2 separate regions of the Homo sapiens genome follow, and region 2 is linked to region 1. A link is a loop called in an ENCODE intact Hi-C map of the cell type or tissue named here. Cell type or tissue: prostate gland. All regions are shown on one strand. Each heading gives the region's core, and the rest is flanking DNA. Links, peaks and the distances in the headings are about the cores only. Region 1 has its middle 68 kb from the start of MIR4289. Region 2 has its middle 46 kb from the start of LINC02843.

Region 1 (15,761 bases), core at 5,307-13,306:
TCCAGTTTCTCGAGGAAGACCTTTGAGAACATGAACACCTTAAATTTCTCTGGCTTTCCCAATGTAAAATATGGAGTCATACTGGAAGTTCTTTACAAAATAGAACCATATTTAACATTTCTCCTTATACCTTGATGACTGTACTTCTTTACAACTTGCCTACTTGGGTATTTTTAAAACAGTGATTAGATGTACTAGCCTTTGCTTCGAGTTCTATTTCTGGTTTTTCTTTTTAAAGAAAAGAATAGTAGAGTGAGAAAGGATGACTGCTTTCGTCTCACTTAATTTTGCTTTGGAAAGACATGGCTGACCGTGTGGTGGTCACTTGTCTTCATGATAAAGAATGTATTCAGGACAAAATAAATAGCTTTGACATATCTGGTCTGAAAAACTTATAAAGTGATAGCAATGGACACAAGCAAAGGTCTCATGTAGTACAGGAGCCAGATAATTTCTAGAGCCAACCAGCAGCCCCCAAAAATGTGTAATTATGGCCACAAACTTATGGCCCTTTCTCCTTTCAGCTTTTGGCTTTGTCACTCTGAAAAATTATCCACTGGGAATACCAAGCTCTGAATTTGTTTTTTAAAAACATTATTTATTATTTTATTTTTTTACTTTTTGATTTTTTGTAGAGATGGGGGTCTCACAATGCTGCCCAGGCTGATCTGGAACTCCTGGCCTCAAGTGGTCCTCCTGCCTCAGCCTCCCAAAGTGTTGGGATTACCCATGGGAGCTGCCATGCCTGGCCTTATTTCCTTATTTTATGCTGAGAATATAGCCTTGAAAAGCTTGCCTCTCATCAGATCTTTGGAGAGATCTTTTCCAGCAAGTTCACCTTTTCCTCTTGTCGTCTGTCTTACAGAATAATCATCCCAGCAGACTGCAAGGATTTTTATGCCCGGAGAAGCACTGTCTTCAACAAGGGACATGGAAAAATTTCAGTTTATGTTTGAAGAGAACATGGATTCATTTGAAGAGGGATGTTGGAGGAGGAGGAGGCTGATGCGGGGAAACACCGCCTCTGTGGTCCGCGTTTGAGAGGTTACAGGGCCATCTGCTCAGCCTCCACCCAGTGCCACTGGGTTCTCCTGGATGGGGGCCTTCAGTGTCACAGATCTTTGGGGATTACCTCCTGACTCAGTAAAGAGTAAGGCAAGATTAGAGTATCCCAAGTTTGAGAGTAAGAAGCACTACCGTGGTGGGTTCCTGCTTTCTCCCTGTCAGTGCCTCCTCTTTCCTGGACGTGCAGTTTGGGAGCAGTTGGCCCCACCTCCCAAACCAATTTCTAAGAGCCCGTTGGGATTGCCTTAAACCAATCAAGACATGAACTCCACCATGATTGGTTCAGGGATAATCATATGACTCAAATCAGTCCAATCAGGTTCAGTAGCACTCAAGTGCAAGACATTTGGGTCCCAGAGAAGCAAAACACTTTCCTCCTGATTGGAAGCTGGCAGCGAGAGAGGAAGCTGCTGAGCACCATTTTGAGATGGTGGAGGGAAAGCCAGTGCTGAAGAGACACTTTTGAGAAACTGAGGGAAGAAATCAGTGCACAACATTTGAACACCTGGGTCACCTGTTGCCTGAAGCCAGCCTTGCCTTTAGACCTTTGCGCCCAATAAGCCAACACATGTCCTTTCTTTTTTTCAATGCCACTTTAAGTTATGTTCTCCATTACAACCAAAGCTCTAGGATAGGAGTGTGGCTATCCTGGGGTCTGCTCTTTGGACAGAGTCCTTATGGCCGTGACAGAATCACCGTGAAAGGAGCTCTTGACTTGGTGTTGGGGCATCCAAGCTCTGATCTCATTTAGACTGAACTGGTTGGCTTTCTCTGAGACTCCAGTCCTCATGTGTGATAGAGATGATCCTTCCTGGCCTGTTTAACACAGAACTGATGTGAAGTCACCTGAGACAGAGAAGAGGAGAGCACACCGAAGAGTCTGAAGCTAGTGAGGCCGCTGTGCTCCTGGGAGCAGGCCGGACACTCCCTGGGGAGGCACGGTTGGGGCCAGCCTTCTGGAACCAGGCAGGCATGAGGCCAGGAGGCACTGTGCCCATGAAGGGAGAGACATGCTGGAAGGAGGGGATGAACAAGGGAATGTCCAGCCTGTGCCAACACCTGTGGGCAGGTGAAGGTCCTGTCCTCATTACACGTCCACCTTCAGTGTCTATATTTCTGCTTACCATGACACAGGAGAATGACAGAGTTTGGGGCAGAAAGTCCTTTGACCTTGATGCTGTGAGTCCATGCAGAAGGTAGCCACCTGGCAGGTCATTAAAAAAGATTCAAGGATGTGATTCTATAGAACAGCTATGCATGCCCAGGAGATTCCTTTCTCCCCACTTTTGAGAAATTCTTTGAGAGCAAAATTAATTCATGTAGTATCTGTAGGAAGCAAATTATTTTCTTTACTTGGAAAGAATTCAAAAGACATGAGAGGGCAAGCAGTTGGTGGCAAGCACATGGCCAGTGAGAGACACAGGTGCTCCTCCTGCTGTAGACCAGCGTGGTGTTGCCTCGTGCTGAGCTAGCTGCCTTGCTAGAGGCCCAGGTTGCCTCTGGACTGCTCATGGGCAAACCATCCTTGCCAAACTCCCTGAGGTCAGCTCCTCCCAGCCTTGGGGGTCTGTACTGTGGCAGAAGCCCCTTGTGGTTCATCCCTCAGCCATGCTTGTGGCACCACAGCCACCCTCTATAGCTGCTCCAATGAACACAGCTCCACAAGGCAGCTTTTCTCACCTCTCCAGCCCAGGGTGGGTTGTGTTAACCATGTCTTCTATTTTCTATATTTCCTAATGCTTTTGTAACCATGAGACCAGCTTAAACCCACTAACAATTGCCTAAGCTGTTATACATGGCACAGAGCCAAAATTGCAAGACATGTATCCTGGGCAAGACATGTATCCTTCAGCCTCCTAATTGGTAACAGGACCAGCATGGCAGTCTGGCTGCACTGGCATCATCTGGGACTAGTTAGAAATGCCATAAAAGCTTGACCCACTCCCAGATAGGCCTAGATGGCTTGAGGTAGAGAATGCTACAATTTTAAAACATCATTTTGCGTCAGAGCACGGGAAACAGATTGGAGAATTGCCACCTATCTCCTTGCCAGTAGACTCACAATGGCATTGTCTTTTGCCTTTCTCAAAAGCCGGTGCCATAATATTGGCTCCTGTGTTCACTGGATTACGAGACCATTGCTCAGTGACACTTTGACAACTAGGGCCTTGCTGGCCCTGTATGGACTGCCCCTCCCAGGGTTCATCAATTTGTAAAAGTAGTAAACAACTCATACAAGAGATGCTTCTCAAATACAAACCAACCAATCCAGCGCCCACACCCCATCACCTTCCTTACTGGATTCTCACACTCTGGGCCACTGTGCCCCAGGGGCACCCCTTATGCCCCAGAGCCTGTTGAAGTTAGGATTGTTGCATTCCAATCCTAAGCTTGCTTACCCTACATCACTTATTCCTTCCCCTACATCACTTATTCCTTCCCACAGAAACCGCAATAAAGGCTCTTGGCCATGTTTTCCTCCAGTTCCCTCTGCTCCCTGACCAGCCCTAGTGCTTCCCCACACACCCCGGCATGAGGCAGGGTGTCCCCTCCTCTTGGAGTCTGAGTGACTGAATTATCTTTTCAATGGCACCCCTCTCCCTCCCCGCTCTCCTGCTCTGTTGGCCTTACTATACCTCCAGTTTTCTATCAACCCACTATATTTTGAAATCTGGGCCCAGTGACAACGGTCCTCACTCAGAAGGTTCCAGTCATACTTTCTAGGAGAAGCTCAAAGTTACACACCTTGCATTTCACAAGTGCCAGTTCATTGTTTTAAGCCTCAAATTTCTCAACAGAGCAGGAAACCATTGTTGTTGTTGTTCTTTCTGTGCCTCCACAACCCGAGATAAACATCAGCCTAGAGTTTGGACAGGGAGTTGTTTATTATTCTTGGAAAAATAAGGAGAGAGGAGGCAAGTCTTGCATCAGTGTGCTCGCCCCTAGAGAGCTGTTATCATGACACAAACCCCAGGAGGAGGCCATCTTGTGAACAGTGATAGCTTCTAGCTCCTTCCACTGTGCACCGGATGGGTCTCTTCAGACATGGAAGTGAGACAGGCAGCTGTGCCCAGACTGTGGGGCTCATCAGCTTGGAAACTTCTGCCCTTAGGAACATAAACCTCCGGCCCTAAGTGGTTCAGAACTTACTGCCACTCAATCCCCCTGGCATGGGGCTTTTAATTTATTTGCAACAGTTTGGAAAAACATGATTTAAATGGATAAAGTTCAAATATGAGCCAGCCAGTCTTGTCATCTTCATCACTGTACATTATTTACGTCAACAACAATCGTGAACTTGTATGAACTGTCAGGAACAGAACCCAAATGAAGTTTCCCCTCATCTATCATGTTTATTTTTCTTTGTTAGTACAGCCAGCACGTTTTGCATTTTTATTATCCAGTCTGCAACAACGCCAACATTCAGCATGGCAGACTTCCACAATACGTTAGGGGAGCTGATGACTTAGGAACAACATCAAAAGGCAATGAAGCAAATGAAGATGAATTGGTGCTCATTTGCTTGCTTGCTGCTGTGCTATGAAGTAGGAGAGGAAGGGCAGGTTTTATGTATGTTGAAAAATAATTTTGTGTCATTTCAATTAACTAGAGCATGCTGCTGGAATAATAAGCTTGAAATGGGAATTTTTCCACTCCTGGCTTCTGCAAGGACAGACATGGGCCAGTTCTGTGGGGATGGTAAGCCCCTACAACCCCTCTACTCAACCCCTCGGTAAAAATTCAGAGTGCTAATGATGATGTCCTACAAAACTACAAATGAAAACCATATGACATCCCATGGTCCACCGTTTTTATGATCTATGAAAGGGAATCTCATTGCAAGAGGCATCTGAGGGCCACTTTCCGTGTTTGTGGGTAATGTGTCCACGTGGAGACAGGCTGTGGATACCTCCCCAGTGTGGGTCTCCCAACAAAGCAAGGGGAAGACAGTTTGCTCTTAAACATCTCCCCACACTCCTTTTATGGATTCACTCCCCTTAGCCTCTCCCATATGCTTCTGGACTGCCTCATGTCAAGAAACGGCTGGTTGTCTACCCAGCTCCCATTATGCCTTTATTCTTTAAGAGGAGTCTGATTTTATTCTTGGAGTTAGCGTTCCCAGGTATGAAATGAAACTTTCCATCCTCCATTACAGCCAGGGGTGGGCAGCAGACCCAGTTCTAGCCCATAAACCCAGTCAGAAGAGCTTCCAGCAGATGTCTCTGTTTCACCCCTTCCCCTTCCTCCTTGTTTTTTTCTTTCTTAACCTGACCTCCACTATCCTTAGACATGGCCTCCACCCTCAGGCTTTCTCTCCTTAGACATGGCCTCTGACCTCAGGCTCCCTTCCTCCTTAGAAGTTCCTTCTACCCTCAGGCTCCCTCCTCCTTATACGTGGCCTTTGCCCTCAGGCTTTCTCTCCTTAGATGTTGCCTCTGCCCTCAAGCTCCTTCCTCCTTAAATGTGGCTTCTGCCCTCGGGCTCCCTCCTCCTTAGATGTGGCCTCTACTTGGAAAGTTTAGGGACTGTGTTCATCCTTCCAGCCCCTGCCCAGTTCCTGGGTCTCTAACATGCTTGTTAAATGAAAAAATCAGTGGTTGTGGAATGCCCTTCAAATTTAGCTGGATGGATCTGTTGCAATGTTGTGTGGTATTTGCTTAGATACCCTAAAAATGCCTGAATCTTGCTCTGGCCCAGTGACTCCTTGTTTCTCTGAGGAGACGGTAGAACATGGAATCAACATTTCCAGCTGAATGGTGAGGTGAGCTGAAAAACTGCCCCGTCAACCCATAGAACCAGGAGAAACAACAGCATTGCTGTATACGGCCACTAAATTTTGGACAAGTTTGTTATGCAGACACAGACAACTGATACATGATCCTTTCTCCTTAATTCCTTATTCCCCCACTAATGAGGCAACTTGAGCATGTTTCTTACACCCTAATAGAGTGGATAAGAGATCAAAGACTTGAACAAGATCTATGCATTGCCTTGAAACAATACCTGCAGCAATGATTTCAGAGCAAAGATGCAGCCTTTGTGCCCCCCTGCAATGGATACAGTGACAGCGGCCTCAGGCCAAGCGCGAAGACGCTGGTGCTGCTTCCAGCCTGGCTCCCCTGGGCCAGTCTGCTTTGCCACACAAGCAGACTAAGTTGGCACGGTGTTTTCTTTTTCTTTATTTTATTTATTTATTTATTTATTTTGAGATGGAGTTTCACTCTTATTGCCCAGGCTGGAGTACAATGGCTCTATCTCAGATCACCACAACCTCCGCCCCCGCCTGCCCCCACCCCACGTTCAAGCGATTCTTCTGCCTCAGTCTCCCAAGTAGCTGGGATTACAGGCATGCGCCACCACGCCCGGCTAATTTTGTAGTTTTAGTAGAGATGGGGTTTCTCCGTGTAGGTCAGGTGGGTCTTGAACTCCCGACCTCATGTGATCCACCTGCCTTGGCCTCCCAAAGTGCTGGGATTACAGGCATGAGCCACCGCACCCGGCGGCAGCACAGTGTTTTCAAAATATGCTCTGAGAAACAGTAGGGTTTCCACTAAGGTGCCATGGGGCAAGGCCAAGGGCATCCCCAGAACCTGGACTGTGGGACCTTCCCCTTTTGAGGGACAGGGATTTCTGGCTCTTGCCTGGGTTTTATATGTTGGGCTTCTATATACAATTTTATTTAAAGAAGGTATTTTGGTGTTTTTAACATGTGAACATCACTGAAAAAGATTATTTCTAGGGGCCTTTGGGGATCTAACACTGAGTAAGCCTGAAAAGTCTGTGGATCTGTGATTGGCACTCACAGCATCTGAAGAGCCACAGGGACTTGCAATGCCAGCATCATAAACCATGATCCTGGGGATTCAATACGGAAAACACACCCTTTTTCATAGAAAATTACTCCAAGACAATTGCCCATCCAAATGAAGCAGAGGGTGTTCTGAATGGAGGAATGAAGACAGATAGTGAAAAACAGGTAAGGACAGTCCACCCTGAATCCTGTCCAGTGCGGGGCCCCAACCAGGTGCTGGCCTGTTCCCTCTCTGTTTCCTATTTTGAGTGTTTTTTTTTTCTCTTTCTGTTTCTGGTTTCCATTGTTGGGTTTTCTAAATTTGCATTGCTCATGGAAGTATCTCCAACTCCTCCTCTTTGTCTTTGGCGTATCATCAAACTGTTTGTTGCTAATAAGAAATAAAATCCGCATACCTGCACTTTAGCTGGTTTAGACTTGCGTGGCACAATCAGAAAATACTCTCTTTGTCTCTCTAAGAAAGTCTTCAGTGGAGGGAATATTTCTCTTCCCCGGGGACGGCAATGCAGCAGGCCTTATACTTCTCTTACTATTTTTAAAAAAAACTCTTGATGGAAGTATTCTGTCTACTCAAGCCATCAAAACACAGTCTTAGAATATAGTCTCAATTTGGTCATTTGTGTTGAATCCTGTGTTGACCTGAATTGAGCGTCCCCTGCAGGCACATGTGGGCGGGCAGGCCAGTTCAGGGCCAGTCAGTCTGTCTGAGCCTGGTCTCTCCTGTTGTCCAGGGCCTCTCCACTTATGGCTGAGAGCTCACTGCTCCACATGAAGGTTTGGAGGAGGGACCACAGGAGGAGGAGAGCCCTGAGGACCTGCCTTCTGGGCCCAGGAAGGGCCTCCTGCTGACCCTCTCATAGTGCATTCTGGCTTGCCAAGCTCCCCTCTCACTGGGTGGGCGGGGAGGGTCTGTGACCGCAGCCCCTTCACCTGCAGTCGGGTTCACTTCTGCGGGTCGCTTACTCAGGGAGCCAGAGGTGGAGGGAGCTGAGCTGGCCTTTGATGCTGCTACCTCCCACACCAGGCCCACATCCCATCAGGCCTCCTGCACCCTGAGCTGCAGCCGGCTCTGACAGGGCATCACTCCCAGCACAGTGGGTCTCCCATTCCCCATGATCTTAACAGCCACAGGAAGCAGTTCCTCACACGGAAGCGGGCAGGATGAGCTCTTGACTTGAGCTAAAAGGGAAAACACCTTCCACACCTACAGGGGGCTTCGATACACCCTCCAAATAATCCTTTTCACAGAGTCTCCCAGCCTCCCCCACATGAGGCCTAGATGCTCCAACAGGTCCTCAGAGAGCAAAACCAATTTTTAATGAATTCCGTTGTAAATGTTGCATAAGCTCCGGCACCTCGTTTGAAATGCAGCCAGTCCTGTGCCCTGTTTTCCAAGCAGCGCCTTCATGTTAACATCTTTTCATCTCTGGGAAGAAAATTGCTTTCCATCAAAAGATTTAGAAAGCATGGGATTTATAATTCTCTTTAATAAGCAAAACATGCGTGCAGAAACGCTAAGAAATGAGCGTGTGGGGTTTCCCCACTCAGACCCAGGTCAAGGTCAGAGCCTCCAGGGTCCCTATGTGCCTTAGTCATTTATGTAAACAGTCCTTTACTTTAGGGCACTTTCTGTTGATCTATTGGCCATATACTTTTTTTTTTTTTTTTTTTTGAGCTGGAGTTTCACTCTTGTTGCCCAGGATGGAGTGCAATGGCATGATCTTGGCTCAGTGCAACCTCCAACTCCTGGGTTCAAGCAATTCTCTTGCCTCAGCTTCCCGAGTAGCTGGGATTACAGGTGCCCGCCACAACACCTGGCTAATTTTTGTATTTTTAGTAGAGACAGGGTTTCACCACATTGGTCAGGCTGGTCTCCAATTCCTGACTTCAGGTGATCCACCCATCTTGGCCTTTCAAAGTGCTGGGATTACAGGCATGAGCCAGCGCGGCTGGCCATACACTTTTAAAGGAGGGGTCTGCTTTAAGATTTGGATGAAAAATAAATAAAATTAACTGCATGAAAAAGCAATTTGCAAATGGGTGGTCCAAGCCCCTCTTAAAGTTTGATACATCTTTCAAGCTGAGAGGAAGTCTACGTACCTCCACCATCTCCAGAGTTTGTTCCCTGCAAAAGTGATTTTAATCTAGAGCAATGAATTCTGCAAACTCACATCTCAGGCATGTTCCTAATAATAGACTGCCTCCCTGCCCCCACACTGGCAGCCGAATGTTGCCAGTCCCAAGGAATGCTCCATCATGATGCCATTTGCCTGTCAGGACTCTATCCCAGCAGCAGCTGCAGCTGATTATGGCTCGGCTGTGGGCTGTGTTTTTTTATGATCCACCTCCTCCCTTTCAAAATCAATCAGGGCACACTCATGGAAGTAAAATTAGAGGCCCTGGCCAGGGCTTCAGCTTGAGAAATGCACTTTCCCCTCCTTTTCAGGGCAGTGGTGTCCAAGGAGGCCAACAGAGGGGTGGACACCCCGCAAGAAGCCCTGTGACAGCCTCCACCCAGCGTGTCTCCATCTATAGGCAGTTGCTAAGAGACTTAAAATGCTTTTATTCCTGAAGTTTCTTCTTCTTTCCCCTCCTAACCACCCTGGTGTGGCCCTCAGCTCTCAGTAGATATTTCATGTTCTGCACTCCCCTTCCAACCATGTTTATTTCTGCTTTGGGATGCTTGTTGGAAATAGCATGCCATTCAAAGTCACAGACTGTCACCTTGTCCTTAGCTGCTGCCTTCATTTCAGTCCTTTTTTCTACCTATCGAGACTCATTGGCAACCACCATGTGGTCCCTCCCCAGTTATCCCACTGCTCTCTGGGGGCATCATCTGAGCTCGGTTGTCCCTCAGCAGCCTGGGCCAGAGCTGTCCTCTTTGGTTGATTCTTGAACAATCCATCACCTTCACATCCCAACGTGACATTTCCATAAGATCAAACTGCATTCTTTATCCATCCCTGAAGATACATATTCATTTTCAAAAGCTTTGGCTCTCAATTAAAACAGAGAGAGTCATTTGGTCGAGGGCTCTGTGGAAAAGACATTATTAGCTGGAGTATTCTTCTCTTCCCTGTGGTGAATGAGAGAGCATTTTCCAATTAAGGCACTCATTCACTTTCAAGAGGCATGTGCAGGGTGCTCAGATGCGGTATAAAGGAGAGCCAGGCAGATCAGTAGCAAACGAGAGGAAAAACTGGTGGAAAATTAAGAAGAAATGAGAGTATTCAGATGCCAGAAGAGAAAATGAAAGACTGATACAGTGACGTACTCCTGCCCCAGAAGCGGAGTGTCTGCTCAAAAGCGTGAATTTGTGCAAAAGGTTGTGCACCAAAGCAGAAGGGATTCTGTTTGCACAAATGCATGTTTCTATGGATGTGCACGAGATCTGTTGTTCTAACAAGAATTGCTGAGCATTTCCAGCAGGTCACTTAGGGGAGAAAGGACTCTGCAGCCTTCCTGGCCCATCTTCTTCCTAGGTATCCCGGGGGAAGGGCATTTCTGATCTGCCTGCTCCAAAGCTGGGACTAGTACTGGGCCATCTGCTATCGCCTCCCAGGTGATGTGCCATAAAGTCAGAACTCATGAAACATCTCCTGGGCAGCCTCCTTCACTTTCCACACCTGTAACGAGTGGAGAAATTTAGGCCTGGGTCTCTCTTTCTCTCACTCTCTCTGCCCCATCTTCGTCATACCAGATATTCCGAGCATGCTGGTCCCAAAATACAAGTAGTGTAGGGGAGGCCTGGAGAGAGTGAGGCAGGAGCTCAAGTTGTCCCAGAGCCTTGCGTGGGAGCTGGTTGTTGCTTTCCTGGCCACTGACAAAGCGCTTCACCGACCTCCAGTCTATTCTCATTTCCTGCCTTTGACTCCTCGGTAGAGCGCCGTGCATCATGACTGATGACTGACTCTCTTGCCGGCTCCCTGTGGTCAGTCCCTGGGTTGGGTTGAGGCAGACACTCCATCTTCATGGAGTGTGGTCTACTGTGGAATTTCCTGCTGTGTTGGTCTCTGCATCGGTCACTGTGATGGTCCCTGCTCTGGAACAGTGTAGACAACAACTGAGTCTGAAAGGAGAAGGATGGACAGGATCCAGATCCAGGGCTTTTCAAGTTGGGATTCCCCTGGGGCCAGGTAATCTATGTGCTCCAACAGCTCACTTTTTGAGTGGGCAATGTCACAGGCCAACTCCTTTGCTTCAGGTATATCAGGTGTACTAGGGTGTGCCAGAGTACCAGGTGTGCCGGAGGGATCAGACGTGCCAAGGGTGCCAGTTGTGCCAGGAGACCAGGTGTGCCAGGAACAAGGTGTGCCAGGGACCAGGTATGCCAGAGAACCAAGTGTGCCATGCGTACCAGGTGCATCCAGGGACCAGGTGTGCCACAGGACCAAGTGTGCTATGGGTACCAGGTGTGCCCAGGGACTATTCACATCAGGGGTACCAGATGTACAAGGCACCAGGTGTGCCAGGGGACCAGGTGTAGCAGGGATACCAGGTGTACCAGAAGTACCAAAGGTAGCTCAGCTCTTCTCCAGCTGATGATGCAGTGTTGACTCTATTTTTCTTTGAAATAAGAATTTTGTTCTCTCCTTCTCACACACGAAAATTATAAGGAAATTTATTTATATTTATTTATTTATTATAATGAAATTTAAGGAAAAATTGTATTTATAGTAAATACAAATAGATAAAAAGTTAAAACTATCTAAACTACCCCATTCAGGAATAACCACTTTAAATGCTTTAATGTCAGTCATTCCAATAATTTTTTGATTTTACATGTAATGTTTTCAATACACTCTACTTAAAAACAGAATCGTGATTTCAAAGCCTGTTAGTTCAAGAAACCTGACATTTTCAACATCTTTCTGTATCATTAACACACTCCTACAACATCATTGTTAATGGCCTTCTGGGATTCCATTACTTTGAATGTAACAAAACTTTTTCAACCAATCTCTTCATTTTGGACTTTCAAATTATTCCTCCCTTATTTATCTAACCTACTACTGATAGATGTTTGCTTGGGTAGTACCAACATAAAATAGCCTTGCCAGGTGCCAAGTGTGGTGGCTCAAGCCTGTAATCCCAGCACTTCGGGAGGCCTAGGTGGGCAAATCATTTGAGGTCAGGGGTTCGAGACCAGCCTGGCCAACATGGTGAAACCCAGTCTCTACTAAACATTCAAGAAAATTAGCCAGGCCTGGTGGTGGGTGCGTGTAATCCCAGCTACTGGGAGGCTGAGGCAGGAGAATCACTTGAACCTGGGAGGCAGAGGTCACACTGAGCCGAGATGGCGCCGCTGCACTCTAGCCTGGGCGACTGAGTGAGACTCAAAAAAAAAAAAAAAGCCTTTCAGGTTGCACGGTGGAAGATATCAGCTCCTCGGTTTTAATTTGCATTTTTGCATGTGAATCATCCTTTGGTATTCTTTGCCCAATTCCTTTAGTGTCTCAGTATTAGGCTTTAAGATTTAAGGTATAAAATCTTCATCATACAGAGTGAAAAATATGGTTCTTTTTTGTCATCCATCTCTCTAGTTTGTTAGGGGTGTTTAATCTAACACTGTATTTTCTTATTTGTTATGTTTTGGGTGGAAGGAGAGAGGTCAGATCCCTTATTTTTTATCCTTGTGGTCTCTGCCTTGAGGCCCTATGTAGAGGGCCCTTTTCACATCGAGATGTATCTACAGGCTCACCTATATTTTCTTTCATTACTTTTATGTTTTTTAAAAATAATTGTCTTACATCCATTTATTTGTATGGCATAAGGTCTTTAATATTTTTCTCAAATGATTAGCGCAGTTACCATTTTTTATAAAAACAAAAGTTTACATGCTCCCTTTCTCCTACATTAAATTTTTATATATGCTTAGATCTGTTCCTGAAATGTATGATCTGTCTTACTCATCTGTCTATCCATTTCTGAGCCATGGTCACAGTTTTAAATTATTGTAGTTTTCAAATATAATTTTATTTCTATTTTTCAAATATAATTTTCTTTCTTGTATACTAGATGGCCCCGTCTTTAATTACTTAAATAAAATTTATTATCTCCTCTGAAACATTTTTTTCTCCCAGGTAAAATTTAAAGTGGAAAAAAAGCATTGCGGTTGCTGTTTTCCAGCAAACTCCTGCTGTGTTCTTGCCGCACACCCCCGCTAGCCCTGGGAGAGCCATAGGGAATGTCTCACATGTGCTGTAATCCTGCAACACTGTCACTGTGCCAATCTTGAGTGCAAATGACAGGTCCTGCCTTCTCTTTTGAGTGTGTGCTTTCCCCCATCTACCTACAGAACTGCAGCAACACAAAGAATGGAAGGGCAGAAGTTGCCTAACGTTGCCTAGTGCAAGCCTGGCCTGCGAGTCTGCTCAGAGCACAATTGCAGTTTGTAGAAGGCAGCCCCAGGGGACTCCTGGGCAGAGAGAGCTAATACCAGCTAGGTGATCACAACTCCCCAGGAATGCTGACCACGGAGGGAGGCTGTCCAAGGGTCTACGAGATGGCATCCCTCTGTAGACGGCCTCCCTCTGTGGATGGCATTCTATGGGTGAATTGATACAATTCATTCGTCTTATTCAGATTTCCCTATTATCACATTACGAGTCCTCCATGGGGACTCATCAGGATTCCTTTGTGGTCTGAAATGCAGGAAATTGAGCTCTTTGGGTCAGAAGCCAAGTTAAACAAGACAGACTCCAGATGCTCTGCAAGATGGATGCAGATGCCAGCGGCACCAAGGTTAAGGTGGGAGGCATCCACTCCACTTCCTCCCATGGGAGTCTGGTCCTTCCAGGGCCGGTGGGCACCGTTCTTCCCCATGCTGCAATGGTGTTGAACAATTCCTGGGGTAAAATAAAGTTAGTAAAGACAACAACTTTCTTATGTGATAAAAATTAGCACCAAGAACAGAGAACAAATAAGAGCAGCTTCATGGGCAAGCAACCCAGGCAGGTACACAGGTCTCCACTGTCAGAAGGGCCCTGTGCTTGGCTTAATGCTCTCCTGTCACCATCTTCAAATTCTAAATAATTGTGAACGAAGGCTCTTTCCTTTTGCATCATGAAGCGGGTCCTAATTAGCAGTATAGGAGAAAGTAGAATCTTTAATTGCAGTCAACTGGCTTGGAGTCTTCTCAAACTCAGCCTCCACTTGTGCATTATGCAGCAGTGAGGGCTGGGTCTGCATTTTGGCACCTAAAATGTGTACATTTCCATTCAGTGAATGAGTCTCCCATTCCTAACATGGATGAGGTTCCAAGATTCCTGAGGAGTTGACCTATTCCACTGTGCAATTTATCAAGCCTGAAACAAGGAACATCTGATTTGGGATTTAACAATATTGTTTTGTTTTAATTCAACAAAACAGGTTGTAGGAGGACAACATGCAAGATTCTTGTGGAAGTCTAGTCCTTCCAGGGCAGAAAGGTAGCCACTTCTACCTTTCTCCCTATGCCCATCCCTAACTCCAGCAATCACTAATTAGTACCCCCATCTTATAGTTCTGTTATTTCAAAAATGTCATACAAGAGAAACCATAAAGTATGTAGCCTTTTACAATTGACTTTCAATCAGTATAATTCCCATGAGATTCATCAGAGTTGTGGTGTGTTTCAATGCTTAATTTCTTTTTTACTGCTGAGGAATGTTTCATGGTAAAGGTATGCCAAGGTATGCAGGCCACCTGGGGGCTTTCGTTTCCATGTGGAGGAGTCAGTGGATAGGTTATGACCAGGCCACAGCTGCCAGGTGACAAGGGCATTGTGTTCTGTGGCTTGTGGCTTGGGGCAGCCTCTATCAGATGTCCCCACACAGCTAATCCTACCCACAGCCAAGATTAGAAATGTCAAAACCCTTATCCTTCTGCAAAGTCCCTCCAGCACTCTGTACTAAGAAAGCATAGCATGGGACATAGGAGAAAAGCTTAATGGAACTCTGGGATTTATCATACAGCACATACGGAAGTGTTCTTTGGAGCTGAGAGGCAATAAATTGATAACTGACATGATATACACAAACAAGCTTATTTCTAACTCTGTCTTCTGCTCAGTTTATCTGTGTATCTATCTCTTCATTGATATGACACTGTCTTCATTACTTTAGCTTAATAGAGAAAGTCTTGATATTGGGTAGAGTGATGGCTTATACTTCGTTCTTCTTCAAATTGTTTTAGGTATTCTAGCACATGTATTTTTCCATATAATTTATTTTTTATTTTTTTATTACTATACTTTAAGTTCTAGGATACATGTACAGAACGTGCAGGTTTGTTACATAGATATACACATGCCGTGGTGGTTTGCTGCACGCATCAACCCGTCATCTACATTAGGTATTTCTCCTCATGCTATCCCTCCCCTATCCCCCCAACCCCCGACAGGCCCCGGTGTGTGATGGTCCCCTCCCTGTGGCCATGTGTTCTCACTGTTCAACTCCCACTTATGAGTGAGAACATGCAGTGTTTGGTTTTCTGTTCTTGTGTTAGTTTGCTGAGAATGATGGTTTCCAGCTTTATCCATGTCCTGCAAAGGACATGAACTCATCCTTCTTTATGGCTGCATAGTATTCCATGGTGTATATGTGTCACATTTTCTTTATCCATTCTATCCATCTAATTTTATAATAAGCTTGCCAATGGCTACAAAAAAAAAAAAAACCTTGCTGGGACACTTAGAGAAATTGTATTAAACCTATATAGGAAAAAATTATCTTTATTATGTTTAATCTCCCAATTCATGAACATAGTATGTCTTTTCATTTATATAGTACTTTTTTGATTTGTTTAATCAGCATTTTGTAATTTTTTAGTATACAGATTCTATATATGTTTTGGTAAGTTTATATTGAAATGTGTCTATTTTTCTTGTTTTTCAGATTTGATA
Region 2 (15,761 bases), core at 2,731-10,730, 210 kb before region 1:
GACTTGACTGTTTGAAGGAAAACTAACATACAAAGGAATAGCATCAACATCAACAAAAAATACATCCACACCAAAACCTCATCTGTAGGTCACCAACATCAAAGACCAAAGGTAGATAAAACCACAAAGATGGGGAGAAACCAGAGCAGAAAAGCTGAAAATTCTGAAAACCAGAGGACCTCTTCTCCTCCAAAGGACTGCAGCTCCTCACCAGCAACGGAACAAAGTGGGATGGAGAATGACTTTGATGAGTTGACAGAAGTAGGCTTCAGAAGGTCGGTAATAACAAACTTCTTTGAGCTAAAGGAGCATGTTCTAAACCATTGCAAGGAAGCTACAAACCTTAAAAAAGGTTAGAAGAATGTCTAACTAGAATAAACTATGTAGAGAAGACCTTAAATGACCTGATGGAGCTGAAAACCATGGCATGAGAACTACGTGACGCATGCACAAGCTTCAATAGCTGATTCGATCAAGTGGAAGAAAGGATATCAGTGATTGAAGATCAAATTAATGAAATAAAGCAAGAAAACAAGTTTAGAGAAAAAAGAGTAAAAAGAAATGAACAAAGCCTCCAAGAAATATGGGACTATGTGAAAAGACCAAATCTATGTTTAATTGGTGTACCTGAAAGTGACGGGGAGAATGAAACTAAGTTGGAAAACACTCTTCAGGATATTATCCAGGAGAACTTCCCCAACCTAGCAAAGCAGGCCAACATTCAAATTCAGAAATACAGAGGACACGACAAAGATACTCCTCGAGAAGAGTAACCCCAAGACACATAATTGTCAGATTCAGCAAAGTTGAAATGAAGGAAAAAATGTTAAAGGCAGCCAGAGAGAAAGGTCGGGTTACCCACAAAGGGAAGCCCATCAGGCTAACAGTGGATCTCTTGGCAGAAACTCCACAAGACAGAAGAGAGTGGGGGCCAATATTCAACATTCTTAAAGAAAAGAATTTTCAACCCAGAATTTCATATCCAGCCAAACTAAGCTTCATAAGTGAAGGAGAAATAAAATCCTTTACAGACAAGAAAATGCTGAGAGATTTTGTCACCACCAGGTCTGCCATACAAGAGCTCCTGAAGGAAGCACTAAACATGGAAAGGAACAACCAGTACCAGCCACTGCAAAAACATGCCAAATTGTAAAGACCATCGATGCTATAAAGAAACTGCATCAACTGATGGGCAAAATAACCAGCTGACATCATAATGACAGGATCAAATTCACACATAACAATATTAACCTTAAATGTAAATGGGCTAAATACCCCAATTAAAAGACACAAACTGGCAAATTGGATACTCAAGACCCATCAGTGTGCTGTATTCAGGAGACCTATCTCATGTGCAAAGACACACATAGGCTCCAAATAAAGGAATGGAGGAAGATCTACCAAGCAAATGGAAAGCAAAAAAAAAGCAGGGGTTGCAATCCTAGTCTCTGATAAAACGGACTTTAAACCAACAAAAATCAAAAGAGACAAAGAAGACCATTACATAATGGTAAAGGGATCAATTCAACAAAAGAGCTAACTATCCTAAATATATATGCACCCAATACAGGAGCACCCAGATTCATAAAGCAAGTCCTTCCAGACCTACAAAGAGACTTGGACTCCCACACAATAATAATGGGAGACGCTAACACCCCACTGTCAATATTAGACAGATCAACCAGACAGAAGGTTAATAAGGATATCCAGGACTTGAACTCAGCTCTGCACCAAGCAGACCTAATTGACATCTACAGAACTCTCCACCCCAAATCAACAGAATATACCTTCTTCTCAGGACCACATCGCACTTATTCCAAAATTGACCACAGAGTTGGAAGTAAAGCACTCCTCAGCAAATGTAAAAGAACAGAAATCACAACAAACTGTCTCTCAGACCACAGTGCAATCAAATTAGAACTCAGGATTAAGAAACTCATTCAAAACTGCACAACTACATGCAAACTTAACAACCTGCTCCTGAACGACTACTGGGTAAATAACAAAATGAAGGCAGAAATAAAGAGTTCTTTGAAACCAATGAGAAAAAAGACACAACGTACCAGAATCTCTGGGACACATTTAAAGCAGTGTGTAGAGGGAAATTTATAGCACTAAATGTCCACAAGAGAAAGCAGGAAAGATCTAAAATCGACACCCTAACATCACAATTAAAAGAACTAGAGAAGCAACAGCAAACACATTCAAAAGCTAGCAGAAATAACTAAGATCAGAGCAGAACTGAAGGAGACAGAGACACAAAAAGCCCTTCAAAAAATAATGAATCCAAGAGCTGGTTTTTTGAAAAGATCAACAATATTGATAGACTGCTAGCAAGACTAATAAAGAAGAAAAGAGAGAAGAATCAAATAGACGCAATAAAAAATGATAAAGGGGATATCACCACCGATCCCACAGAAATACAAACTACCATCAGAGAACACTATAAACACCTCTATGCAAATAAACTAGAAAATCTGGAAAAAATGGATGAATTCCTGGACACATACACCCTCCCAAGACTAAACCACGAAGAAGCAGAATCTCTGAATAGACCAATAACAGGATCTGAAATTGAGGTAATAAGTAATAACCTTCCAACCAAAAAAAGTCCAGAACCAGACAGATTCACAGCCAAATTCTACCAGGGGTACAAAGAGGAGCTGGTACCATTCCTTCTGAAACTATTCCAATCAATAGAAAAAGAGGGAATCCTCCCTAACTCATTTTATGAGGCCAGCATCATCCTGATACCAAAGCCTGGCAGAGACACAACAAAAAAAGAGAATTTTAGACCAATATCCCTGATGAACATCGATGCAAAAATCCTCAATAAAATACTGGCAAACTGAATCCAGCAGCACATCGAAAGGCTTATCCACCATGATCAAGTCAGCTTCATCCCTGGGATGCAACGCTGGTTCAACATACGCAAATCAATAAACGTAATCCATCACATAAACAGCACCAATGACAAAAACCACATAATTATCTCAATAGCTGCAGAAAAGGCCTTTGACAAAATTCAACAGCCCTTCATGCTAAAAACTCTCAATAAACTAGGTATTGATGGAACGTATCTCAAAATAATAAGACAAACCCACAGCCAATATTTATGACAAACCCACAGCCAATATCATACTGAATGGGAAAAAACTGGAAGCATTCCCTCTGAAAACCAGCACAAGACAAGGATGCCCTCTCTCACCACTTCTATTCAACATAGTGTTAGAAGTTTTGGTCAAGGCAATCAGGCAAGAGAAAGAAATAAAGGGTATTCAATTAGGAAAAGACGAAGTCAAATTGTCCCTGTTTGCAGATGACATGATTGTATATTTAGAAAACCCCATCATCTCAGCCCAAAATCTCCTTAAGCTGATAAGCAACTTCAGCAAAGTCTCAGGGCACAAAATCGATGTGCTAAAATCACAAGCATTACTATACATCAATAACAGACAAACAAAGAGCCAAATCATGAGTGAACTCTCATTCACAATTGCTACAAAGAGAATAAAATACCTAGGAATCCAACTTATAAGGGATGTGAAGGACTTCTTCAAGGAGAACTACAAACCACTGCTCAACGAAATAAAAGAGGACACAAACAAATGGAAGAACATTCCATGCTAATGGATAGGAAGAATCAATATCGTAAAAATGGCCATACTGCCCAAGGTAATTTATAGATTCAATACCATCCCCATCAAGCTACCAATGACTTTCTTCACAGGATTGGAAAAAACTGCTTTAAAGTTCATATGGAACCAAAAAAAAGCCCACATTGCCAAGACATTCCTAAGCAAAAAGAACAAAGCTGGAGGCATCAAACTATACTACTGACTTCAAACTATACTACGAGGCTACAGTAACAAAAACAACATGGTACTGGTACCAAAACAGATATATAGACAAATGGAACAGAACAGAGGCCTCAGAAATAACACCACACATCTACAATCATCTGATCTTTGACAAACCTGACAAAAACAAGAAATTGGGAACAGATTCCCTATTGATTAAATGGTGCTGGGAAAACTGGCTAGCCATATGTAGAAAGCTGAAACTGGATCCCTTCCTTACACCTTATACAAAAATTAATTCAAGGTGGATTAAAGACTTAAATGTTAGACCTGAAACCATAAAAACTCTAGAAGAAAACCTAGGCAATACCATTCAGGACATACACATGGGCAAGGACTTCATGACTAAAACACCAAAAGCAATGGCAACAAAAGCCAAAATAGATGAATGGGATCTAATTAAAGAGCTTTTGCACAGCAAAAGAAACTACCATCAGAGTGAACAGGTAACCTACAGAATGGGAGAATATTTTTGCAATCTACCCATCTGACAAAGGGCTAATATCTAGAATCTACAAAGAACTTAAACAAATTTTCAAGAAAAAAACAAACAAACCCATCAAAAAGTGGGCAAAGGATGTGAACAGACACTTCTCAAAAGAAGACATTTATGCAGCCAGCAGACACATGAAAAAATGCTCATCATCACTAGTCATCAGAGAAATGCAAATCAAAACCACAATGAGATACCATCTCACACCAGTTAGAATGGCAATCATTAAAAAGTCATGAAACAACAGATGCTGGAGAGGATGTGGAGAAATAGGAACACTTTTACACTGTTGGTGGGAGTGTAAATTAGTTCAACCATTGTGGAAGACAGTGTGACGATTCCTCAAGAATCTAGAACTAGAAATACCATTTGACCCAGTGATCCCATTACTGGGTATATACCCAAAGTATTATAAATCATGCTACTATAGAGACACATGCACAAGTATGTTTGTTGCGGCACTATTCACAATAACAAAGACTTGGAACCAACCCAAATGTCCATCAATGATAGACTGGATTAAGAAAATGTGGCACATATACACCATGGAACACTATGCAGCCATAAAAAATGATGAGTTCATGTCCTTTGTAGGGACATGGATGAAGCTGGAAACCATCATTCTCAGCAAACTATCACAAGGACATAAAAGCAAACACCGCATGTTCTCACTCATAGGTGGGAATTGAACAATGAGAACACTTGGACACAGGGAGGGGAACATCACACACCAGGGCCTGTCGTGGGGTGGGGGGCTGGGGGAGGGATAGCATTAGGAGAAATACCCAATGTAAATGATGAGTTAATGGGTGCAGCAAACCAACATGGCACATGTATAACTACGTAACAACCCTGCACATTATGCACATGTATCCTAGAACTTAAAGTATAATAATAAAAAAAGAATATATTATATACTTGTAAATTGCCAAGAGAGTAGATTTTAAGGAGTTTAAGTGTTCTCATCACAAATTATGTTTGAGGTAATGGAAATGTTAAATAGCTTGATTTATCCATTGCACCAACACTATATTGTACAATGTAAGTATATATAATTTTGACTTACCTAATAAATAATTTTTTGAAAAGAATAAGATACATCTATATGCGCTGACATAAAAGAATAGACATGATATATTGTTGAGTGAAAATAAGTGGCATATAAATTTTTGTCTGATATAAATTTTTAAAATCATGCAGTTTAATTTATTCCTTCCATAGACAAGTGAATAACATGGAAAAAGGTTGAGAAACATTGCATGGAGTATTTATTTTTGGTTCCCAATAATTTCCTTGCTACTCCAAATAAAGAACTGTTTTTTTCAGAATCACCTCAACTATGTTCAACTTCTATCTTGTTAGATGGGGGAGAGCAGCCACCCTCACTCTTGGGTGAGGGAGGCTCACTCAGGGATCACTGTCCTTCGCTGCCTTGTGTTCAGTCTAGAGAGTCTAAGTAATGTTTCTGAGGACACATAGCTTATAAGACACAAAGCGATACTAGACTCAGGTCTGTCTGTTTCAAGGACCCACAATTGTAATCTTCACACCATAAAGCCAATGAGAGTGTATTTCAACAAAAAAAGAAATCATATAATCAAGTCTCTATAAATGCCCTTAACTAAGATTTTCAGCCCACTGTGTCACCATGGAACTCACTCTTAATTCTTGGATACAGGACAAAAACCAAGGTGAATCACTGACTTACTTGCTTCCTCCGTATGAACAGCTATTGTAGGCAGCAGGAGTAATATGGTGATAGGCCTGCATTGCAATAGCAAGGTCAGCAGTTGCTATTAAATCTTGACAGACCCCACTGTGGGACAAAAAGCATGCTTGCCACGCCAAGACTAGATAAGATCCAGAAAAACCCCAGTGTCCACCTATGTTCTAGACTGAAGTCCACAGATCTGGTCCACAAGTCTCAGAAGGCTTCATCTTATCCCTGAAGCTTTCTAATTATAGTCTTTTCCAATCAGGGTCCCAAAAGAGAATTAGCCTACAGACAAGTGATTTCGTTGACTAATTCTCCATTTCCCAAGAATGCAACATAGCTAGTACCATTGTAGATGGAGAGGAGATAAGCTAATTTGTTACATGTTTGGTTGCCTTAATGGACTGGAGCTTTATTCTATCAGTAATCCTTACTGAGAAAGGTCAATTGAAGTTTCCAATCTAACTTGGTTTATGGTGGGAGTACACAAGGTAGATGTGGAGTCTTCTGCTTTATCTGGGAAGAAATATCTGGCTGTATTTGAATGGGCACTGAACCTGAGCCCCATGAGCCCAGTAAAAGAGTGTGGCCTCATCTGGGCTGGGCTAGACATGCCCCTTTCCCAACCAGCCCTTCCTGAATCATTGGGTGAGGATGCTTATCCAGGCCAGCAGAAGACTCAGGGTTATTTTGGGAAGGACAGACACACATCCTTGTCCTGAGATAGGGCAGGCTATGATCACCGGAATGCAAACGTTAAACTTGTCACTTCCAAGATGTGCTCAACTCTCCTCCTCCCGCTGAAATTCAGTTCCCATAAATGGACAGAGAGCTAATTTCCCTTGGCTTCATCTCAAGACCAGGTCACTATGTTCCCAAAGTCTAGCTTAGCTCAAATGTCTTTACCTACTAAGGTTATTTTTCTGCTGCTGTGGTGGAATTGCTATTTTCAGTAGCTGAGAAAAATTCAATATTTATTTTTCTTGGTGGGAAATCCACAGTGAAGTAGGTGGTTCCTGGAAGCTGTTTATTCCCCCTATTGCATTGTCTTGAGCAAATGACCATGATTAATAATATTTAAAGGGATTAATCTCATTCTGCAGGAGGCAAGCAGTAGAGCAGATAGATATAAATAGAAATATTGAAACAGATATAAATATAGATATCTCTTGCCCATTTTAATTCTACATATTTACAGCTTCAGGGCATAATACAAATGGACAAAGAACCTAGCCAGCAGAAACCGAATAAAATTCCAACAGGGAGATTTATTACTGCCTCTGGAAGTAAATCATAGTTGATATTCTGGACTGAGTTTACTCTGAGCATGTGATCTTACTCAATCAGATCATGCTAAATATAGACTTGGAGAGGACTCATGGCAGAACGTTGACTGAGGCCATAAGCTGCCATCTGGATTTTTTGTATCTTTTTTCAGAAAACAGTGAATTCACCCCGGCATTCAGCTTCCGTAAGATCAAGCACAGAGGTCATCTGCTGCGGATTTGTAGAGGAAAGTTCACACTGCTGTGAAAATATATTCCCAGTTATATTTGAATTTCTAGTTTTAGGACAAAATTCTGCTATCTTTTTACAAAAAGCCCCCCCTCCCCTTACACCCCATAACACGCCACTCTTTATAGGATTGTCACTCATGATTATGATGACAGGAAGCATTGATGATGACTCATTGATTTTTTTCTATATGCCCCGAGAAGTTGGTGTGATCTTTCTGGAAAAGAAGACCTTCTTTGACACATAATGTTTATGAAAATATCAGAGGTTCAGGTTGGGTAATCTGTCTCAAACTCTCCCTCAAGCCCCTCTACTCCCTCTAGGAAGAACACAACACGAATCCTGCAGGATGACTGAAAACTCCTCTGTTGATCAGGGCATTCAGCAAGCAAGTCTGCACAGCCCTGCTCACAGTCACTCCACTCTGAAACCAGTTCTGCTTTGGGAAAATATTTCCTGGGTTTAACAAAGTCCCTTATGCTGACACCTGTGTATTTTTCTTTATTCTGCTTTAATGTGATGTATAACTTTAGAATCATAGAGCACTAGTGCTTTAACGGAGTTTAGAGCCTAGCCTTAGAATTTAACAGGAACAAAAGCTTGGGCCCAGAAAGCGTGGGTTCCCATAGCTAGTTAGTAGAATAGAGGCTTGGTCTCCTCAGCCTGCAGGGATTTCTTTTCTACCATTAATGGCTGTATTTGAAGATGTATTTAAATCCCTCCTCAGCCTCCATTTTTCAAGTTGAGATGTTCTTTAGTCTCCCAATAAGTATAATTTTCCGAACGTTAGATTCTTTTCTCATATTTTCTCCTTTCTCCATGTGCACATTAAATTATGGTGCCCTGTGCTGGTCTCAGAATAAGTAGCAGACTTTAACTAGTACTGTCTGGGATAGTATTATAATTCATAATAATCCATTGACTATGTAGAAATAGTTCTTAAGTTCTTAATTCATAACATGTCAGACAGTGATATATACCCTGAGGATATAGAAATGAATAACAATAAGGTTCATTCTTCAAGGACCTTGAAGTCATGCAGGGGAGATGTGTATTGAGTGGTTGACCATAGCTAGGTAGGAGGTAGGAGGTAGGAGGTGTTCATGTGTGTTTGGGAGAAGTGTTGGGGCACAAAAGAGGGTGTCCTTATATGTATAGGATTTTAAGAGAAATTTTAAGTCATTTTTTAGCCAAAAGTGGGGTGTTTTAGCTGGATCTGAAAGAATCCAGCAATGTTTAAGAATTGAAATAATGCTGTTACTATTATTTGTGTATATGTTCGTGTATCTTGGGTATTATTCGGAGTCATGGGATCACATCAGTTACGGAAAGATCACTTTGGTTGCAATGTGGATAACGGATTGAAGGGGAAAAAAAGAAGAAAATTCACTTAGGAGCCTAAAGTAACATTCCAGGAAACAGATGGTACAGATTTCGGCAGAGCTGTGACAGAAGACTAATCCTCAGGATTTAGTGACCTCTTGAATGCTGATTGTTGAGGAAGAGGTCAGCAGTGATTTCCAAGGTTGTGCTTTGGACAACTGGGTTGGACTATTTAATAATAATAGGCTTGTGGTTATTCTTTTAAATTATCAAATAATCATGGAATAGTAGAAGGTTTTGGGTGGAAGATAAGGAGTCCAATTCTAGCCACGTGGAACTTGAACAACTTGGAATTATCCAGTTTGCATTATCCAGTGGGCAAAAGGATACATGGGTCTGGAGGGCAGGGGAGGATCCTGGGATATGATATAAGGTGGCAGTTAAACCAAAATGTGGATTACTGTATTCAGGCAGATGTTAGAGTATGAACAGAAGAAGGTCACTTGTCAAAGAGTAGGCAGGAAGCCTCATGAAGGAGACTGGAAAGAAATGTTTGGAAGGCATGAGGAGAACCAGAAGCATGTGGCCAACAGGCCTCATGTCCTTGAGGGATCAAGTGACAGAAAGATTAAAATCTATTAAATTCTGCAGTGAACTTATAATTGGTGATCTTAGGGCAATTTATTGGGGTGTGGAAAGCTCTGAATCCAGAATGCAACACACCGAGGAATCAGTTTCTTCCTTTATTTAATTAATTAATTTATTTTTTTGAGACGGAGTTTCGCTCTTGTTGCCCAGGCTGGAGTGCAGCAGCGCGATCTTGGCTCACCGCAACCTCCACCTCCCAGGTTCAAGCGATTCTCCTGCCTCAGCCTCCCGAGTAGCTGGGATTATAGGCATGTGCCACCACACCTGGATATTCTTCCTTTATTCTATTGATATGCTGTGTTACTTTGACTGATTTTTATATGTTGGAACCACTTTCACATTCCTGGGATTACTCTCACTTGGACATAATGTATAATATCTTTAATATACTCCTGGATTCAGTTTGCTAGTATTTTTTTTTTTTTGGCGGGGTAGAATGCAGTCTCACTCTGTCACCCAGGCTAGAGTGCAATGGTGCCGTCTTGGCTCATTGCAACCTCTGCCTCCCAGGTTCAAGAGATTCTCATGTCTCAGCCTCCCGAGTAGCTGGGATTACAGGCATGTGCCACCACACCAGGCTAATTTTTGTATTTTTAGTAGTGATGATGTTTCACCATGTTGGTCAGGCTGGTCTCGACCTCCTGGCTTCAAGTGATATGCCTGCATTGGCCTCCCAAAGTGCTGGGATTACAGGTGTGAGCCACTGTGCCCAGTCTTCAGTTTGCTAGTATTTTGTTGAGTGTTTTGGCATCTACATTCATAAGAGACTTTGGTTTATAGTTTTCTTGTGATGTCTTTATCTGGTTTTGGTATCATGGTAATGCCGACCTCATGGAGTGAGTTAGGAAGTTTTCTCAATTCTATTTTTTTGGAAGAGTCTAAGAAGCATTTCTACTAATTCTTAAAAATTTGGTAGAATTCACCATCTGGTCCTGGGGTTTTCTTTATTGGAAGCTTTTGGAGGGTTGACTCAATCTCTTTATTTGTTATAGGTCTATTCAGATTGTCTGTTTCTTCCTGAGTCAATTTTGGTAGCTTGTGTGTCTCCAGAAATTGTCCATTTCATCTAAATTGTCTAATTTGTTGGCATACAATTGTTCACGGTATTGTTTTACAATGCTTTTAATTTCTCTATATCGTTAGCAACATCTCCTTTGTTCCTGATTTTAATAGTTTAAGTCTACTCTTTTTCTTTTTTCTTGGTTAGTCTAGCCAAAGTTTTCTCAACATTGTTGATCTTTTCAAATAACTATGTTATGTTTTATTAATTTTTTCCATTGTCATTCTATTCTCTACTTCATTTATCTCTCCTCTAATGTTTATTTTTTTCCTTCTTCTTGCTTAGGTTTAGTTTGCTCTTCTTTTTCTATAGTTTTTTAAAAAAACTTTTATTTTAGGTTTAGGGGTATATGTGCAGGATTGTTATATAGGTAAACTGTGTGTCATGGGGGTTTGGTGTACAGATTATTTAGTCACTCAGGTAATAAGTATAATACTCAATAGGCATTTTTTCTTGATCCTCTTCCTCCTTCCACCCTCCACCCTCAAGTAAGCCCTGGTGTCCAGTTGTTCTCTTCTTTGTATCCTTGTGTTCTCATTGGTTAGCTCCCACTTATAAATGAGAATATACACTATTTGGTTTTCTGTTTCTGCATTAGTTTGCTTATGATGATGATCTCCAGCTCAATTTATGTTGTTGCAAAGGGCATAATCTCATTCTTTTTTATGGCTGTGTAGGATCCCATGGTATATATGTACCACTTTTCTTTATTCAGTCTACTGTTGATGGGCATTTAGGTTGATTCCATGTCTTCGTTGTGAACAGTGCTGCGGTAAACATATGTGTGCCTGTGTCACTATGGCAGAACAAATTGTATTCCTTTCGATATATATCCAACAATACGATTGCTGGGTTGAATGGTAATTCTGTTTTCAGTTCTTTGAGAAATTGCCACACTGCTTTCCACAATGACTGAACTAGTTTACACTTCCACCAGCAGTGTTTAAGTGTTCCCTTTACTCTGCAACTTCACCAACGTCTGTTATTTTTTGGCTTTTTAATAATGGCTATTCTGTCTGGTGTGAGATGATATCTCGCTGTGGTTTTGATTTGCATTTCTCTAATGATTAGTGATGTTGAGCATTTTTTCATATGCATGCTGGCTGCATACATGTCTTTTTGTGAAAAGAGTCTGTTCATCTTCTTTGCCCACTTTTTAATGGTATTGTTTGTTTTTTGCTTGTAAATTTGTTTAAGTTCCTTATGGATTCTGGATATGAAACCTTTTTTAGATGCATAGTTTGCAGATATTTTCTCTCATTCTGTAGGTTGTCTATTTACTCGGTTGATAGTTTCTTTTGCTGTGCAGAAGCTCTTTAGTTTGATTAGGTCCCATTTGTCAGTTTTTGGTTTCTTTGTAATTGCTTTTGATGTCTTTGTCATGAAATCTTTGCCAGGTCCTGTGTCCAGAATGGCATTGCCTAGATTTTCTTCCAGGGTTTTTATAGTTTCGGGTTTTACATTAAGTCTTTAATCAATCTTAAGTTAATTTTTGTATATGGTTTAAGGAAGGGGTCCAGTTTCAATTTTCTGCATATGGCTAGCTAGTTATCCCAGCACCATTTATTGAATAGAAAATCCTTTCCCCATTGCTCATTTTTGTTGGCCTTGTTGAAGATCACATGGTTGTAGGCAACCAGCATTATTTCTGGGCTCTCTATTCTGTTCCATTGGTCCATATATCTATTTTTGTACCAGTACCATGTTGTTTTGGTCACTGTAGCCTTTGAAGTCAGGTAACGTAGCCGGGCGCGGTGGCTCACGCCTGTAATTGAACACTTTGGGAAGCTGAGGCCGGCAGATCACCTGTGGTCAGGAGTTCCAGAACAGCCTGGCCAACATGGTGAAACTCTGTCTCCAGTAAAAATACAAAAATTAACTCGGCGTGGTGATGCATGCCTGTAACCCCAGCTACTCCAGAGGTTGAGGCAGGAGAATCGCTTGAACCCTGGAGGCGGAGGCTGCAGTGAAACGAGATCACTCCACTGTACTCCAGCCTGGGTGACAGAGTAAGATTCTGTCCCCACCCCCCAAACCCCCCATCCCAAAAAATAGGAAAAGGAAAAATGAAGTCAGGTAACGTGATGCCTCCTGCTTTGGTCTTTTTTTTTTTTTTTTTTTTTAAGGATTGACTTAAAGAGCTATTCAGGCTCTTTTTTGGTTCTATATGAATTTTAAAATAGTTTTTTCTACTTCTGTGAAGAATATCATGGTAGTTTGATAGGAATGGTATTGAATCTGTAAATTACTTTGGACAGTACGGCCATTTTAATGATATTGATTCTTCCTATTGATGAGCACAGCATGTTTTTCCATTTGCTTGTGTCACCTCTGATTTCTTTGAGCAGTGTTTTGGTATGCTGTGTTTTTGTTTTAATTCACCTGAAAATATGTTTTAGTTTCCCCTGTGATGTCCTCTTTGACTCATCAGTTATTTAGGAGTGTTTAATTTCCACTCTTTGTGAATTTTCTTCTATTAATGCTTTCTAATTTCATTCCATTGTTGGAGAATATACTTGGCATAATTTTTATATTTTTATATTTGTTGAGATTTGTTTTTCTGGACTAATGTATGGTCCATTCTGGAAAATAGTTCACTTGAGAAGAATGTGTATTCACCTGTTGTTGGGTGGAGTGTTCTACAGATGTCTGCTGGATTTCATTGGCTTATAGTGTTGCTCAAGTTTTCTATTTTCTTTTTGATTTTCTATCTAGTTTTTCTAGACATCATTGAAAATTGGTATTAAAGTCTTCAACTATTATTGTTAAACTCTATTATTTGGCCTTCAATTGTGTCAATTTTTTCTTTGTGTATTGTGGAGCTCTGCATTTAGGTGAATATATGTTTATAAGTGTTATACTTTATTAATGAATTGACCCTTTTATATTAATAATTATATAATGCCCTTTTTGTCTCTTTAACAATTTTTATATTGAAGTCTATTTTGTTTGATATGAGTATAGCCATTCCAGCTCTCCTTTGATAACTACTTGCATAGAATGTTTTTTCAACATTTTCCTTTCAACCTACTTATGTCTTTAAATCTAAAGTGAATTCTTGTAGACAGAATATAATTGAACCACGTTTTAAAAATAATCCATTCTGGCTGGGTGCTGTGGCTCACACCTGTAATCCCAGCACTTTGGGAGGCCGAGGCAGATGGATCACGAGGTCAGGAGTTCGAGACCAGCCTGACCAAAATGGTGAAACCCTGTCTCTACTAAAAATACAAAAATTTGCCAGGTCCGGTGGTGTGCACCTGTAATCCCAGACACCCAGCAGGCTGAGGCAGGAGAAAGACTTGAACCCAGGAGGCAGAAGTTGCAGTGAGCCAAGTCTGCACCACTGCACTCCAGCCTGGGCAACAGAGCGAGACTCCATCTCAAAAAAAAAAAAAAATCATTCTGCCAGCCTATGCCATTTAATTGGATAGTTTAATCCATTTGTACTTAATATAATTACTGATAAGGGAAGACTTCTGCCATTTTGCTATTGGTTTTCTATATCTTACATCTTTTTTTCTTCCTCATTTCCTTCATTATTTCTTTTTTTTGTTAAATAGGTATTTTCTTGTGTACCATTTTATTCCCTTGTCACTTCTTTTACAATGTTTTAAAATTTATTTTGTTAGTGGTTACCTTGGAAATTACAATTAACATTTTAATTTATAATAATTTATTCAGATTAATAACAACTTAATTTTCAATAGTATACCAAAACTTAGCTCTTATACGGCTCCATTTCCTCTCCTTTTATAATATTCTCACAAATTATGCCTTTATACATTGCATGCTCAACAACATATATTTATAATTACTGCTTTATGCAATTGTCTTTTAAATTATATAGGAGAAACAGGGGTTACAAACAAGAACTACATTAACACTGTCTCTCATATTATCTATGTAGTTACTTTTACTGGTGTTCTTTATTTCTTCATAATATTTAACTTACTGTTTAGTGTCATTTTATTTCAGCCTTAGGACTCTTTCAGAATTTCTTGTAGGACAGGTCTGCTAGTGACAAACTCAGTTTTTGTATATTAGAATGTTTTAATTTCTCTTTTATTAAAAAATAGAATTTACTTTTTAAGAAGTTTTAGGTTTACAGGCAAATTGAGTGGAAAATACAGAGATTTTTCTATTTACCCCCTCACTCCTTCACCCTTAGAATCCCCTATTATTAACATTTTGGATTACTGTGGTACATTTGTCACAATTGATGAGTAATATTGATACACATTATTATTAACTAAAGTCAGTAGTTCAGTTTACATTAGGGCTCATTCTTTGTGTTGCATATTCTATGGATTTTGACAAATATACAATACTTTATATTCACCATTACAGTATCATATATGATACTGTAATGGTGAATATAAAGATTCACCATTGTAATGGTGAATATAAAGATTCACATCCAGAATAGGTTTCACTGCCTTAAAATACCCTGCACTCTATTTATCCCTGTCTTTCTCCCCAAAGCCCTTACCACCACAGATTTTTTTACAGTTTATGCAGTTTTGCTGAATGTCATATAGTTGAAATCATACAGTCTGTAGCTGTTTCAGATTGATTTTTTTCACTTAATAATTGGTGCATTGCTTTTCTGAGACTATATTTCTATCTCCTGATTAAAGAACAGAGCTGGCTATATAATTTGTATTTAAGATTCCTCCATCTCTTTTCATGGCTCGACAGCTTATTCCATTTTATTGTTAAATAACATTCCACTGTATGGATATGCTGCAGTTTATTCACCTATTGAAGGACATCTTTGTTGCTTCCAACTTTTGGCAATTACAAATAAAGCTGCTATACATGTTTGTGAAGCACTTTCTGTGTAGACATTTTTCAATTCATTTGGGTAAATACCAAAAAATGTGACTACTGAATCATATGGTAAGAGTATGTTTAGTTTTGTATAAAACTGCCAATCTGTCTTTCAAAGTAACTGTACCATTTTGCATTCTCATGAGCAATAAATGAGACTTTCTGTTGTTCATTGCAACACATCCTTTCCAGCGTTTGTTTTTTTCACCAGTTTCACTGAGGTATAATTGACAAGTAAAATTGTATAAATTTAAGGAGTACAACATTGTGATTTGATATACATATATTATGAAATGTTTATCATAATTAAGTTAA

The links. A loop is a pair of places that touch in the nucleus more often than their neighbours do. Peaks named below come from ENCODE experiments on the same cell type or tissue, not always from the same donor. Only the 100,000 strongest peaks of a DNase experiment are listed, where the experiment ranks them.
Region 2: a loop joins it to region 1, with 2.4 times the contacts of the local background. A loop is called at or near these places in 3 of 110 quality-filtered maps.

Annotation. Positions count from the first base shown.
Region 1 is chr9:88,805,559-88,821,319 of GRCh38, forward strand. No RefSeq gene overlaps it. Among named protein-coding and RNA genes, the nearest start is that of MIR4289, 68 kb to the left of the region's middle. In prostate gland, for the core only: no CTCF peak of the experiment used is centred there; no DNase peak of the experiment used is centred there.
Region 2 is chr9:88,598,225-88,613,985 of GRCh38, forward strand. No RefSeq gene overlaps it. Among named protein-coding and RNA genes, the nearest start is that of LINC02843, 46 kb to the right of the region's middle. In prostate gland, for the core only: no CTCF peak of the experiment used is centred there; DNase peaks (open chromatin) are centred at 6,809 and 7,377; H3K27ac peaks cover 2,666 bases.